Linked DNA regions of Homo sapiens: region 2 is linked to region 1. The links are chromatin contacts, found by Hi-C or POLR2A ChIA-PET in ENCODE. All regions are on one chromosome and are shown on one strand. Each heading gives the region's core, a stretch centred on a gene start or an enhancer-like site at or near the end of the contact. The rest is flanking DNA. Distances are from core to core; before and after follow the strand shown. Region 1 overlaps SRRM3 (serine/arginine repetitive matrix 3). Region 2 has its middle 4.2 kb from the start of ZP3.

Region 1 (6,622 bases), core at 1,238-3,737:
AAGACCCTCCATACCTGGTGATGCGCCGCGGCTCCATGAAGCTTGGCGAGTCCCGGCGCCGCTTGCGGATGGGCGAGTAGCTGCGGGAGCGGCGCCGGGCGCGGGTGGCCTCGGCCTCAGAGTGCCTTGCGCGGCCCTCGCCGTCCTTGTCCCTGCGGGGCCGGCGCGAGGTAAGTGAGCGACGCGGCCCGGCCGCTCCACCCCGCCGCCCGCCCCGTCGGCCCGGTCCGGGCGGGCACTCACCGGCTGAGGGGCTTCTTGGGCGACGGCGAGCGGCTGGGGCTGTGGGGCCGCTTCTCCGCAGAGCGCGAGCGAGATTTGGAGGGCGAGCGGCTGGAGCTCCAGGAGCGGGGGTGCGGGCCGGGGCTGCGCGACGAGCTCTTCCCTTCTGGGCCGCCGCGCCGGCCGTGCGCGCCCGGGGACGGAGAGGTGCTGGCGGGCCGCGCGCGCGGGGGCCGCTCCTTGGCCCTGGAGGAGGGAGACGGCGCGGGATAGGGCTCAGCGACCCGGAAAGGGGGCTGGGGGCGGGGAGGGTTCCCTGGGGCGGGGCTTAGGGCGGAGGGGCGGGGTCCGTGTAGTTTGTGGTCAGTTCGCGCGGAGTGCGCAGTGAACGCGGAGCCTAGTGAGGGGCAGGGGTCAGTTCAGGGGGAGCCCCGTGAGGGGGCGTGTTGGGGGAGATCAGTGGAGGAGATTGTTCTGCGGGATGGGGGGAGAGTGATCAGTAAGCGGGGAGCCTCATGGGAGGAGAGGGGGTTCCCTGGGGGCAGTGATCAGTAAGGGGAGACGGATCAGTTGTGGGGAGGGGTCAGGATAACCGGGGGTAGCTCAGGGTGGGGAGGGAGCTCCCTGGGGGGTTGGCATCAGTGGAGGGAGAACTCCGTCGGGGGGCTGGGATCAGTGTGGGGAGGGAAACTCCCTGGAGTTTGGAGGTCAGTGGAGGGAGGGTAACTCCCTAGAGAGAGTTGGGGTCGTCGAGGGAGGGAGCCCTGTGAGAGGGGAGTTGAGATCAGTGTGCGGAGGAAATCCATGGGAGGATCCATGGGGTCCATAGGGGTTTGGGGTCCGTGGAGAGGGAGGAGAGCTCCGTGGGGGGTTGAGATCCGTGGGGGGTAGTTCAGTGAGGAGGGGTTGGGATCCGTGGGGGGTAGCTCATGGGGGGGTGGAATCCATGGGGGTAGCTCGGTGGGAGGGGGTTGGGATCCCTGGAGGGTAGCTCAGCGCGGGGAGGGATCCCGTGGGCAGGGATCCGCTAGTGGAGGGGAGCCCTGTGCGGGGTGGGGGCGGGAGTCCAGCTCCGGGTCCAGCACGCTCACCGTTTCCCGTGTCCGCCGTGGCCTCGCTCAGAGCCGGGCTCGGGCCCGGGGCCGGGGGCGCCGCGGCCGCTGCCGGAGTCGCTGCTGGAGCGGGCCCTGCTGAGCGAGCGCGACGAGCCCCGGGGGGGCGCGGGCCGGGGGCGCCGGCGACCCCTGCGGCGGGGCGCGGACGCCGAGGACCGCGAGCGCCGCCGCCTACGCCGCCGCCGCCGCCGCCTGCCCGCCCCGCCCGCCGCGCGGCCTCCGCGACCTTGGGACGACGGCGCCGAGCGCGGGCTCGGGCTCTCCTTCCCCCGCGCGGGCGGCGTGGGTGCGGCGGCCGCCGCCTTGTCACGGACCCTGGGCGAGGGCGAGCTGGGCTTCTGACGGGGAGAGAGGCAGACAGGGCACGGAGGGGGGAGAGGGAGACGAGAGAGACAGAGACAGAGAGAGAAGAGAGGAGACAGACGGGAGAGAGAGATTGAAAGAAAGAGACAGAGACAGAGACAGAAAGAGGAAAGAGGGAGAGACAGAGACAGAAAGAGAGGAGAGAGAGAGAGACAGAGAGACAGAAAAAGAGCGAGAGACAGAGAAAAAGAGACGGAGAGAGAGAATGAAGAGAGACAGGAGAGAGGGAGAGAGGAAAGACAGAGAGAAGAAAGAAAGAGGGAGAGAGGGAGGAGGCAGAGAAGAGAAAGAGGAAGAGAGAAAAAGAGCAGGAGAGAGACAGAGTGAGAGGGAGAGAGATGAGAAAGAGAGAGGGCGAAAGAGCGAGGGTGAGAGGAGAGAGCAAGGGAGGAGAGAGGGAGGAGAAGGAAAAAAGGGGGCAAGAGAGAAGGGGACAGAGACAGTGAGAAGAAGAGACAGAGGAGAGACGGGGGTGGGGGAAGAGAAGAGAGAGAGAGGAAGAGAGAAAGAGCGAAGAGAGAGAAGGATGGAAGCCAGGGAGAAGTTCGAGAAACAGAAAAAATCCAGACAGGCAGGGGACAAGAGTGGGGGCAGAGAGAGGACAGAGCAAGAGGAGCGAGAAGTTGGGGTGAGAGAGCGGGCGGGTGGGGTGGGGGGAGAGAAGGAGAGAGGGCTTTCACCGGGCCCGAGCCGGGGGCTGCCAGTCCCGGAGCATCGCACACACGGTTCCCCGCGCCTGCCCTGCCTCTGCCTCTCCTGGGTGTCCACCTTCTGGCCTCAACAGTGCAGCTCATGCAGGGTTCTTGGCATGCAAAACACAAGAGGGACGGAGCGGTGGGGGGCGGGGGCCAAAGGGGGAGGGGCTCCAGGACAGGCATCGGGGCTGGCATTGCCCCCCCGATGGGACGGACGATTCCCGGCAGAGAGAAGAGAGAGCGGCACCGGGAGCGGGGCCAGGGCCAGCCCACCAGGCCGGACCCCCAGCGCTTGGGGGTGGGCGAGGGGATGGAGGGGGTGGGGGCGTCACACGGCACACAGATGGGGGAGGGGGCGAGGGGGACAACTGAACTCAAAACTGAACCGAAGAAAGGGAGGAAAAACAGAAATAAAAAAACAAAATCCACAAATGTCATTAGATACCAAAAATCAAAAACAATATCTGATCCTGGGGAACCTGACATTTTTCTGTTAATATTTTTCTTTGTTTTCCGGCCCTGCAGAGAGCTTTGGAGCTGTCAGTAGCACCCGACTGTCTTTCTGTTTCTCTCTTTTCTTTTTCTTTTTCTTTTTTTTTTTTTTAAGTTCTGATTTTTAAGTCCCTCTTGGTTAACGTCCACTTACCAATAAAGTGGCACTTCCTCCTTTAGTAGGTAAGGTGTGTAAGAGAAGGGAAAAGTGTGGTAGTATAAGTTCATCATTAGATTCACAAAAATGCAAGAGAGATAGAGAGAGAGAGAGAGAAACGCAACCACCCCATTCTAGGCCTGAGAAGAGGCCACGCCGCCTCTGGAGGAAGGGCTGGCAGCGCCCGGCTCCTGAGTGGGCAACTCTTAGGTGACCGCTGGATAGAGGTGGCAAATGTTTTTCCAAAAGTGGAGTTAGGACACAAGGATTGGGACACAGAAAACCAGGAAGGGCATCTGGCACCATCAAAAGGGCCCTGGTTGGGATTCAGGAGTCTGAGAGCCTGCCTCTATCTCACCGAGTGACCCTGGCCACGTCACTTCCCCAGTCTGGGCCTCAGTTTCTCCATCCACAAAATGAGAGGGTTGGCTTTTGCTTCCTGGTGTCCCTTCCAGGGCAAAGATTCCAGGATTCTCTGCATGCACCCTGCCCGCCCTCCCTGTCTCCCTCCCTACACAGAGCTGATCCCTCCTCCTGTCCTTGGCCCTCCATCTAGTAGCAGTTGACTGTCCTTGTCTGTTTGTAGGTCTGTTCCTCCCCGAAAATCCTCCGATCACCACTACCAACTTGACTTTTAGCACCTCCAGGGCAGATGTGGTATCTGATTCACCTCTGTAACATCACTTTTTATCACCGAACTTGGCACCTAGTAAAACTTTGATTCTGTTTGCTAAGGAAGGAAGCGAGTCCTAGAAGCCAGGTGGTGCCTGGACCAAGCTCTTTTGGCAGGCTGTTTCTTTTTTCTTTCTTTTTGAGAAGGCATCTCACTCTGTCTCTCAGGCTGGAGTGCACTGGCGTGATCTGGGCTCACTGCAACCTCTCCCTCCCAAGTTCAAGCAATTCTCCTTCCTCAGCCTCCCAAATAGCTGGAACTACAGGCGTCTGTCACCACATCTGGCTAATTTTTGTATTTTTAGGAGAGACGGGGTTTCACCGTGTTGGCCAGGCTGGTGCTGGTCTCGAACTCCTGACCTCAAGTGATCCTCTGTCCTCAGCCTCCCAAAGTGCTGGGATTACAGGCGAGAGCCACCGAGCCCGGCCACTGGCAGACTGTTTGGATGAGAAGACAAAAGATGCTGCCACCTCTCAGGGCACCTTGCCGCTAGGGACTGGAAGGAGCACAGTTTCCTTGGCATGGCCCTGGGTGTTTCCTACAGAGGGCAAGGTGCTGTCCAAGCCTTTCCCTGCAGGGCTGGAGCTGAGCTGAACATGGAGGTAGACCCAGGAGGTCAACCTCATTGGTGGAAAGGCACAGATGGCTCCTGATTGGTGCCTGAAGCAGCCAATGAACACTAGCCATAGCTGCCCAAAGCCAATCAGGCCATGAAGACCTCTCCTGGGAGAGCTTAATGTCTCCATTTGGGGCAGACACAGGCATAAGTGGGCACAATGGATATTTCCTGGTTTTGGGGTGCCCCTCTGAGCACCCCTGACTCTCCTGATCACAAGCTCACCCCTCACCCTAGGCTAGGAGAGTTGGAGGCTGGATTGGCCCCTCTTTCATTTTTATTTTTTTATTATTTTTGAGACAGAGTCTCGCTCTGCTGCCCAGGCTGGAGTGCAGTGGCACGACCTCAGCTCACTGCAACCTCTGCTTCCCGGGTTCAAGCGATTCTCCTGCTTCAGCCTCCCAAGTAGCTGGGATTACAGGTGCCCGCCACCACGCCTGGCTAATTTTTATATTTTTAGTAGAGACAGGGTTTCACCAAGTTGGCCAGGCTGGTCTTGAGCCCCTGACCTCAGGTGATCCACCTGCCTCGGCCTCCCAAAGTGCTGGGATTACAGGTGTGAGCCATCGTGCCCGGCCTTGGGTTGGCCCCTCTGAGATGGCAGTTGTGTTCTCAACAGGAGACCATCAGCTCCCCTAACACATACTCCCCCCACTCCAGGAGGCAGCCAGGCAGCCAGTGCCCCAGAACTTTCAAGCGCCCCCAGCCCACCATTCTTTTCCCTCAACAGGAGGCAAATGAGAACTTCTCTGGGATTTTTATATTTGCAGTTTCTGTCCTATACCCTGGGTCGTCAAAGAGTGCAAAGTGAACACATATGAGGTGGGGGAAGCTTGGGAGCCAATTCACAGTAGTGCATAACTCAAGCTGACGCTGGTCTCCTTCTTTAAGAAATCTTTGCTTGCTACTTTGGTTAGGGGAGGCAGTGCAGCAGGGCAGAGTACGGAACTTAGGAATCAGCCTGGCTGTGAACCCTGGCTCCAACTCTGGAGTTTGAACCTGAGCCAGCTACTTCTTCTTTTTCTTTTCTTTCTTTCTCTCTCTCTCTTTTTTTTTTTTTTTTTTTGTTGTTGTTTATTTGTTTTGAGACAGAGTCTCACTCTATTGCCCAGGCTGGAGTGCAATGGCACGATCTTGGCTCACTGTAACCTCCACCTGCCAGGTTCAAGTGATTCTCCTGCCTCAGCCTCCTGAGTAGCTAAGGGATTACAGGCGTGAGCCACCATGTCAAGCTAATTTTTTTGTATTTTTAGTAGAGACGGGGTTTCACCATGTTGGCCAGGCTGGTCTCGAATTCCTGGCCTCAAGCGATCCACCTGCCTTGGCCTCCTAAAGTGCTGGAATTACAGGCATGAGCCACCCCGCCTGGCCTGAGCCAGCTGCTTCTGACTCAAAGAAAGGAGCCAACAGTAGGCGAGGAAGACCACAGGCCGTGATGGGTCCTTCCCACAGATACTGCAGAACCCTCCTGACTTCCCACTACATTATGCTGAGAGTGGGATGGGAGTGTTAGGAGCAAAAAGGGTCTAGGTTGGATGGCTGTTCACCCCCATCATGGTCCTGTCCCCTACCATCAAGGTCCAAGCCCCCAAGTCCAATCCCCTGTGCTGATCCAGATCCTTCCTGCCTGCTATTTTTGAAGACCAAGTTCTTCCCCACTTCCTTCTCATCTCCTCCAAGTCACGGGCCTGCCATGGCCCAAGATGATAGTCACTGGAAAAGTGGAACACCCTGGAATCGGCCCTGGTGTGAGTTTGTTGTGACGCCTTAAGGCAGTCACCTGACGGTGGGGAGCCTCAGTTTCCCCATTGGTAAAATGAGGATAAGCGGAGTCTTTGCTGGGTCAGCCTATATTGGGGTTGGGAGACTTTTCAGAGTACAACCAACTCATGGTCCTTTCACAGGGTCAGAGCAGTGCAGGAAGGACTGGGGGACCCTATGCGGTGTCCACCAAGTACCAAGATGGCAGAGGATGGGAGGAAGGCACCTCTCATGTCCTTCTCCACCCATCCCTCTGGAAGTCCTCAGGAAGGGGTCACCATGCGCCTGCCAGAGTCTGAGCCTCGTCCTCAGCTTGGCTGGGTCTCATGCTTCCTGGGAAGATCCAAGGCCAAGCACTATGGGATTTCATAGGATGCTCAGAGACCTCCGAACCTCCCCTCCAGGAAGCTGCTTTTTGTGCCTTGGTGCCTCTTGCAGGGATCCCCTCTCCCCACCTCCCACCCACAGCCTGGCTAATGCCTATTGGCATCCCTACCCTCAGCTCCAGGGCGCCTTTTCCAGGCTGCA
Region 2 (6,622 bases), core at 2,907-5,406, 140 kb before region 1:
TGGGAGGCCGGGGGGTAGGTCAGTTCAGGCAGAGGCAGCTGTGTGAAGAGAGGTGGAGAAGGGGCCCTGCGTTCTTCATTCCTGGGTGAATCCCCCGGAGTTCATACTGAGACACAGCAGAAGCGGGGCTTGGCTTCAGCTCACCCCGACCAGGGCATTCTTTTTTTTTTTTGAGACAATCTCACTCTGTTGCCCAGGCTGGAGTGTAGTGGTGCAATCTCAGCTCACTGCAGCCTCCGCCTCCCAGGTTCAAGCAATTCTTCTGCCTTACTCTCCCGAGTAACTGGGATTACAGGCTTGTTCCACCATGCCCAGCTCCTCACCACAAGGGATCCGCCCACCTCAGTCTCCCAAAGTGCTGGGATTACAGACATGAGCCACCACACCTGGCCCAACCACTGCATTCTTTCCTGCATTCCCAGTGATCACCAGACCCATACCACGATTTCACTGACATCATCATGTGGAAACATGCCTATTACTTAAGAGAATCCCAGGAACTGACCTTAGGAGATTCAAATATCAAACCAAGGTTGTGGAGTGTCCCACCTCAGGAAGGAATGCTGAACTGATTGACAGCCTTGTTGCCACCAGCCAGACTACCAGGTGGCCCATAACTCAAGATAACCATGGCAACCAGATAATGCCAACCTGCATACCTTCACGTGCTTTGCCCAGCACAGCCGGCATGCCCTATCCCTGATGTAAATTCCCATGCTTTGCCTAATAAAAAAGCCCTCCTGGCTCTTTTTGGAGAGTCAGATAGAAAAATCTCTATATCTTTCCCTCTCTCTCTCTCTTTCCCTCTCTCTCTCTCTTTCCCTCTCTCTCCCTCTCTCTTTCCCTCTCTCTCCCTCTCTCTCTCATGCTGCCTCCTTTATGTCTGGGCATAAGCTCCAATGAAGCTTTGTCTAGGAAAACTCGTTTAGCCTCCTGTCAATTTCTTTTCTTTCTTTCTTTCTTTCTTTCTTTCTTTCTTTCTTTCTTTCTTTCTTTCTTTCTTTCTCTCTCTCTCTCTCTCTCTTTCTTTCTTTTGAGACAGGATCTCATTCTGTCGCCCAGGCTGGAGTGCAGTGGTGCTATCTCGACTCACTGCAACCTCCGCCTCCTGGGTTCAAGTGATTCTCCACCTCAGCCTCCCGAGTAGCTGGGATTACAGGCACCCGTCACCATGCCCGGCTAACTTTTGTATTTTTAGTAAAGACGGGGTTTCACCATGTTGGCCAGGCTGGTCTCGAACTCTGGACCTCAAGTGATTCTCCCTCCTCGGCCTCCCAAAGTGCTGGGATTACAGGTGTGAGCCACTGTGCCTGGCCCTCATGTTAATTTCTTTTCTTTCTTTTTTTTTTTTTTGAGACGGAATCTTGCTCTGTCGCCCAGGCTGGAGTGCAGTGGCGCGATCTCAGCTCACTGCAACCTCCTCCTCCTGGATTCAAGCAATTCTCCTCCCTCAGCCTCCTGAGTAGCTGGGATTACAGGCGCCTGCCACCAAGCCCAGCTACTTTTTGTATTTTTAGTAAAGACAGGGTTCCACCATGTTGGTCAGGCTGGTCTGGAACTCCTGACCTCAGGTGATCCGCCTGCCTCAGCCTCCCAAAGTGCTGGGATTATAGGCGTGAGCCACCGCGCCTGGCCACCTCATGTCAATTTCTATTGCACTGAGGGCCTGAGGACCCATGGTTGGGGTAGGTAACCTGGTGAAGCCTCAGGTCCCTGGGAGTGAGAGTAGCAATTTAGGAGGCCGGGGAGGTGGGCGGGGCAGAACCCTGTGGGTGCCAGGCTGAGATGCTGGACTTAGCCCTGTGGGAAAAAGAGGCCATGAAAGGAATAGTATTGGCCGGGCGTAGTGGCTCATGTCTGTAATCCCAGCATTTTGGGAGGCCGAGGTGGGCGGATCACCTGAGGTCAGGAGATCGAGACCAGCCTAAGCCAATATGGAGAAACCCCGTCTCTACTAAAAATACAAAATTAGCCTGGTGTGGTGGCACATGCCTGTAATCCCAGCTACTTGGGAGGCTGAGGCGGGAGAATCGCTTGAACCCAGGAGGTGGAGGTTGTAGTGAGCCAAGATCACGCCGCTGTACTCCAGCCTGGGTAACAGAGCAACACTCTGTCTCAAAACAAAACAACAACAACAAAAGTCTACTGCAAGGGTCCTATCAGGAGATGATGAAGGACTGACAGGTACAGCATTTACCAATGGCCTACTCTATGCTGTCCCTGGGTGAAATTCCTGCAAGAGAGGAGGAAGAATACAAAAACTAATGGCATTAGCTGGGCATGGTGGCTCATGCCTGTAGTCCCAGCTACTCAGGAGGCTGAGGTGGGAGAATTGCTTAAACCTGGGAAGCAGATGTTGCAGTGAGCCGAGATTGCGCCACTGCACTCCAGCCTGGGCGAGACTCCATCTCAAAAAAAAAAAAAATTATACATATATATGTGTGTGTATATATATATAATTTTAAAAAATTAAAAATCTGCCAGGCATAATGGCTCACATCTGTAATCTCAGCACTTTGGGAGGCTAAGGTGGGAGGATTGCTTGAGCCCAGGAGTTCGAGACCAGCCTGGACAATACAGTGAGGCCCCATCTCTACAAAATCAAAGAAATTAGTCAGGCATGTTGGCACACACCTGTAGTCCTAGCTACTTGGGAAGCTGTAGTCCTAGCTACTTGGGAACCTAGCTACTTGGGTTGCTTGAGCCTGGGAGTTCTAAGCTTCAGTGAGTCATGATCATGCTACTGCATTCCAGCCTGGGCAATAGAGTGAGACCTCATCTCAAAAAAATGTGGAAATGGCGGGGCGCAGTGGCTCACGCCTGTCATCCCAGCACTTTGGGAGGCTGAGACGAGCAGATCACGAGGTCAGGAGTTTAAGACCAGCCTGGCCAATATGGTGAAACCCCATCTCTACTAAAAATACAAAAAATTAGCTGACGTGGTGGCACACGCCTATAATCCCAGCTACTCAGGAGGCTGAGGCAAGAGAATCACTTGAACCTGGGAGGTGGAGGTTGCAGTGAGCTGAGATTGTGCCACTGCTCTCCAGCTTGGGTGACAGACTGAGACTTAGTCTCACTAAAAAAAAAAAAAAGTGGAGACACACACACACACACACACACACGTGGAAATATATATGTATGTGTATATATATGTTATATATAGACATAAATATAAAGAGATACAGGGAGAGAGGGAGGATATGTATCAATCTTTATATTGGCTGAACCTGGGTAAAAGGTAAACAGGTTTCTTAGTGTTATCTGTGCAACTTTCATCAGTTTAATTTCAAAATAAAAAGTAAAACAAAAAATAACCAAAAACATAAAAAACTCTCTGTGTCAGATTCAAGTGAGACAGAAGACGATGCTGTTAACCAAGTTCCAAAAGCAATTGCTAAAACAAAATATGAAGTTCCTAGGTATAAAACAGACAAAAAAAGATATGTAAGATCTTTGAGGAAAAATTAACAAAACTGTATTGGCAGTCAGAGTAAAGAATGTCTAAATTTACAGAGGTATTCCATGTTCATGGATGGGAAATGCAATATCATCACTATTTCAATTCTCCCAAAATTAATCTGTAATTTCTATCAAGATCCCAACATGTTTTAGCTGTATGTGGGCAGAGCTTAGTAAACTGATTCTAAAATTTATATGGAAGAGCTAAGGATCAAAAAGCCAAGGTTTTTGCAGAAAAAGAACATCTGGTGTGAGTGTGGTGGCTCACACCTATAATCCCAGCACACGATTTTGGGAGGCCGAAGCAGGAGGATTTCTTGAGGCCAGGAGTTTGGGAACAGCTGGGCAACATAGTGAGACTTTATCTCTATGAAGAAGAAGGAGGAGGTGGAGGAGGAGGGAAGAAGAGGAAGAGGAATAGGAAGGGGAAGAGGAAGGGGAGGAGGGGGAGGAGGAAGAGAAAGAAGAGGCTGGGTGTGGTGGCTAATGCCTGTAATCCCAGCACTTTGGGAGGCCGAGGCAGGAGGATCACTTGAAGTCAGGAGTTTGAGACCAGCCTGGCCAACATGGAGAAACCCCATCTCTACTAAAAATACCAAAATTAGCTGGGCGTGGTGTCGCGCGCCTGTAATCCCAGCTACTGGGGAGGCTGAGGCAGGAGAATCGCTTGAACCTGGGAGGCGGAAGTTGCAGTGAGTGAGCCAAGATTGCGCCACTGCACTCCAGCCTGGCGACAGAGTGAGAGTCTGTCTCAAAAAAAGAAGAAAGGGAGGAGGGGGAGGAGGAGGAGGAGGAGGAGGGGAGGGGGAAAAAAGAAAGAAAAAGAGAAAGAAAGAAAGAGATAGAGGGAGAGGGAGGGAGGAAGGAAGGGAGAGAGAGAGAAAGAGAACGAAAGAAAGAAAGAAAGAAAGAGAGAGAGAGAGAAAAGAAAGAAAGAAAAAGAAAGAAAGAAGGAAGGAAGGGAGAAAGAAAAAGAACATCATGAGACACACACCCTAACAGATATAAAAACATATTATAGAGCTATGGTAATTAAGACACATTGCTGTTAGGACAGAAAAGAAACAGTGGAATAGATGAGAGAGCCTAGAAACAGCCACGTGCATATGTGGAAACATGATACCGGACGGAGGAAACAGATGGACTCTTCAAGAAAAGGAGCTGTGTCAATTATTATCCATCTGGGGAAAAACTGGATTTCACTTCCCACATAAAAATGAATTCTAGATAGATTAAAGATCTGAATGGGAAAGAACAAAACTAAAACTTTGAGAAGAAAATATGATCTTCAGGGCAGAGTGAGCTGGAAAATATTTGCTAAATAAGACCCTACCCTCCAAAAATAATGCACAAATCATAAAGAAAAAGTGACTTTTTAGACCACTTTCATAAATAATGACCAAAATTATTATAACAATAATGACCATTTATTGCTTATTCTCAATACGGCAGGGACTAGACTGAGTCCCTTAATCCTGACACTCATCTAGGAAGGCACTATTTGCTCCATTTTACAGCTGAGGGAATAAGCACTCAGAGAAGTTAAGGAACTTGCTCAAGTTTGCACAGCCAATGAGGAACCAAACCAAGATTCAAGAGTCTCTCTGATACTTTCTGTTTGAGTTAACAACACCCAATGTGTACATTGGGGGAGCTATATCCAAAAAATAACTCCAATGCAAAGATGTGTTATTATTTTGGCCTTTTGTTTTCTGAGACAGAGTCTCCCTCTGTGGCCCAGGCTGGAGTGCAGTGGCGCGATCTCCGCTCATTGCAAGCTCCGCCTCCCGGGTTCACGCCATTCTCCTGCCTCAGCTTCCCAAGTAGCTGGGACTATAGGCGCCTGCCACCACGCCCGGCTAATTTTTTGTATTTTTAGTAGAGATGGAGTTTTACCGTGTTAGCTGGGATGGTCTCGACCGCCTGACCTCGTGATCTGCCCGCCTTGGCCTCCCAAAGTGCTGGGATTATAGGTGTGAGCCACTGTGCCCAGCCTTTTTTTTTTTTTTTTTTTTTTTTGAGATGAAATCTCGCTCCGTGGCCCAGGCTGGAGTACAGTGGTGCTATCCTGGCTCACTGCAACCTCCGCCTTTCAGGTTCAAGCGATTCTTCTGCCTCAGCCTCCTGAGTAGCTGGGATTACAGGTGCGTGCCACCATGCCTGGCTAATTTTTGCATTTTTAGTAGAGAAGGTGTTTCACCACGTTGGCCAGGCTGGTCTCGATCTCCTGACCTCAAGTGATCTGCCTGCCTCAGCCACCCAAAGCGATATTTTGGCCATCTTAAGGACTTTATGGACTCACTCAGATATTCAGTAGGTGTTTTAAAAAAATAGCACTATTCGCCAGGCAAAGTGGCTCACATCTATAATCCAAGCACTTTGGGAGGCCAAGGCGGGTGGATCACCTGAGGTCAGCAGCCTGGGCAACATGGCGAAATCCTGTCTCCGCTAAAAACACAAAAAATTAGCCAGGTGTGGTGACTACGTGCCTGTAGTCCCAAATACTTGGGAGGCTGAGGCAGGAGACCCGCTTGAACCCGGGAGGCGGAGATTGCAGTGAGCCGAGATTGTGTCATTGTACTCCAGCCTGGGCAACAGAGTGAGATTGTGTCTCAAAAAAAAAAAAAAAGAAAGAAAGAAAGAAAGCACTATTAAAGGCCAGACATGGTGGCTCATGCCTGTAATCCCAGTGCTTTGGGAGGTGGAGCTGGGAGGATCAATTGAGTCCAGGAGTTCCAGCCCAGCCTGGGCAACATAGCAAGACCCCATCTCTGCAAGAAATAAAGTAAAATTAGCCAGGTGTGGTGGTGTGTGCCTGTAGTCCCAGCTACTAGGGAGGCTGAGGTGGGAGGATCACTTGAGTCCAGGAGTTCAAGGCTGCAATGAACTATGATCACACCACTGCACTCTAGCCAGGGAGACAAGAGTGAGATCTTGTCTCGAAAAAAAAAAAAAGAATAAAAGAATAAATAGTACTTTTCTTTCTACGTGTCAACCTGGGAAGACAAAATACCTGGCGTGTGATGGAAAATAAGAGGAATCACAAATTTGAGAATGTGCCAGACACATATACATACATAGTGATGATCATTAATTCTACAGCCAGAATTCATTAATTCTGTTTCCAGACTTTAGCTGGAAGGACCTCAGTGGGCTGAGA

Evidence for each region. Hi-C counts contacts between places; a loop is a spot of excess contacts on that map. ChIA-PET counts read pairs that join two places held with the same protein, here RNA polymerase II (POLR2A). Pooled maps may share reads with other maps.
Region 2: POLR2A ChIA-PET joins it to region 1 with 32 read pairs in PC-9. The contact joins two enhancer-like sites. A Hi-C loop is called at or near these places in 2 of 50 pooled maps. POLR2A ChIA-PET finds 5 or more read pairs at or near these places in 4 of 52 experiments (GM12878, PC-9, T-cell and 1 more).

Annotation. Positions count from the first base shown.
Region 1 is chr7:76,276,494-76,283,115 of GRCh38, reverse strand. It overlaps SRRM3 (serine/arginine repetitive matrix 3), which reads right to left. Exons shown (of 15, transcript NM_001110199.3): 12 at 1,314-1,675; 13 at 244-468; 14 at 15-152. Among named protein-coding and RNA genes, the nearest start is that of HSPB1, 23 kb to the left of the region's middle. RefSeq lists a silencer at 4,271-4,320. Within about 2 kb of position 2,487, at least 2 of the 41 ENCODE cell types and tissues checked have a DNase peak (open chromatin) inside an H3K27ac peak, as active enhancers do.
Region 2 is chr7:76,417,410-76,424,031 of GRCh38, reverse strand. It overlaps a transcript of ZP3 not described here. Among named protein-coding and RNA genes, the nearest start is that of ZP3, 4.2 kb to the left of the region's middle. RefSeq lists a silencer at 2,606-2,900 and an enhancer at 2,606-2,900. Within about 2 kb of position 4,156, at least 2 of the 41 ENCODE cell types and tissues checked have a DNase peak (open chromatin) inside an H3K27ac peak, as active enhancers do.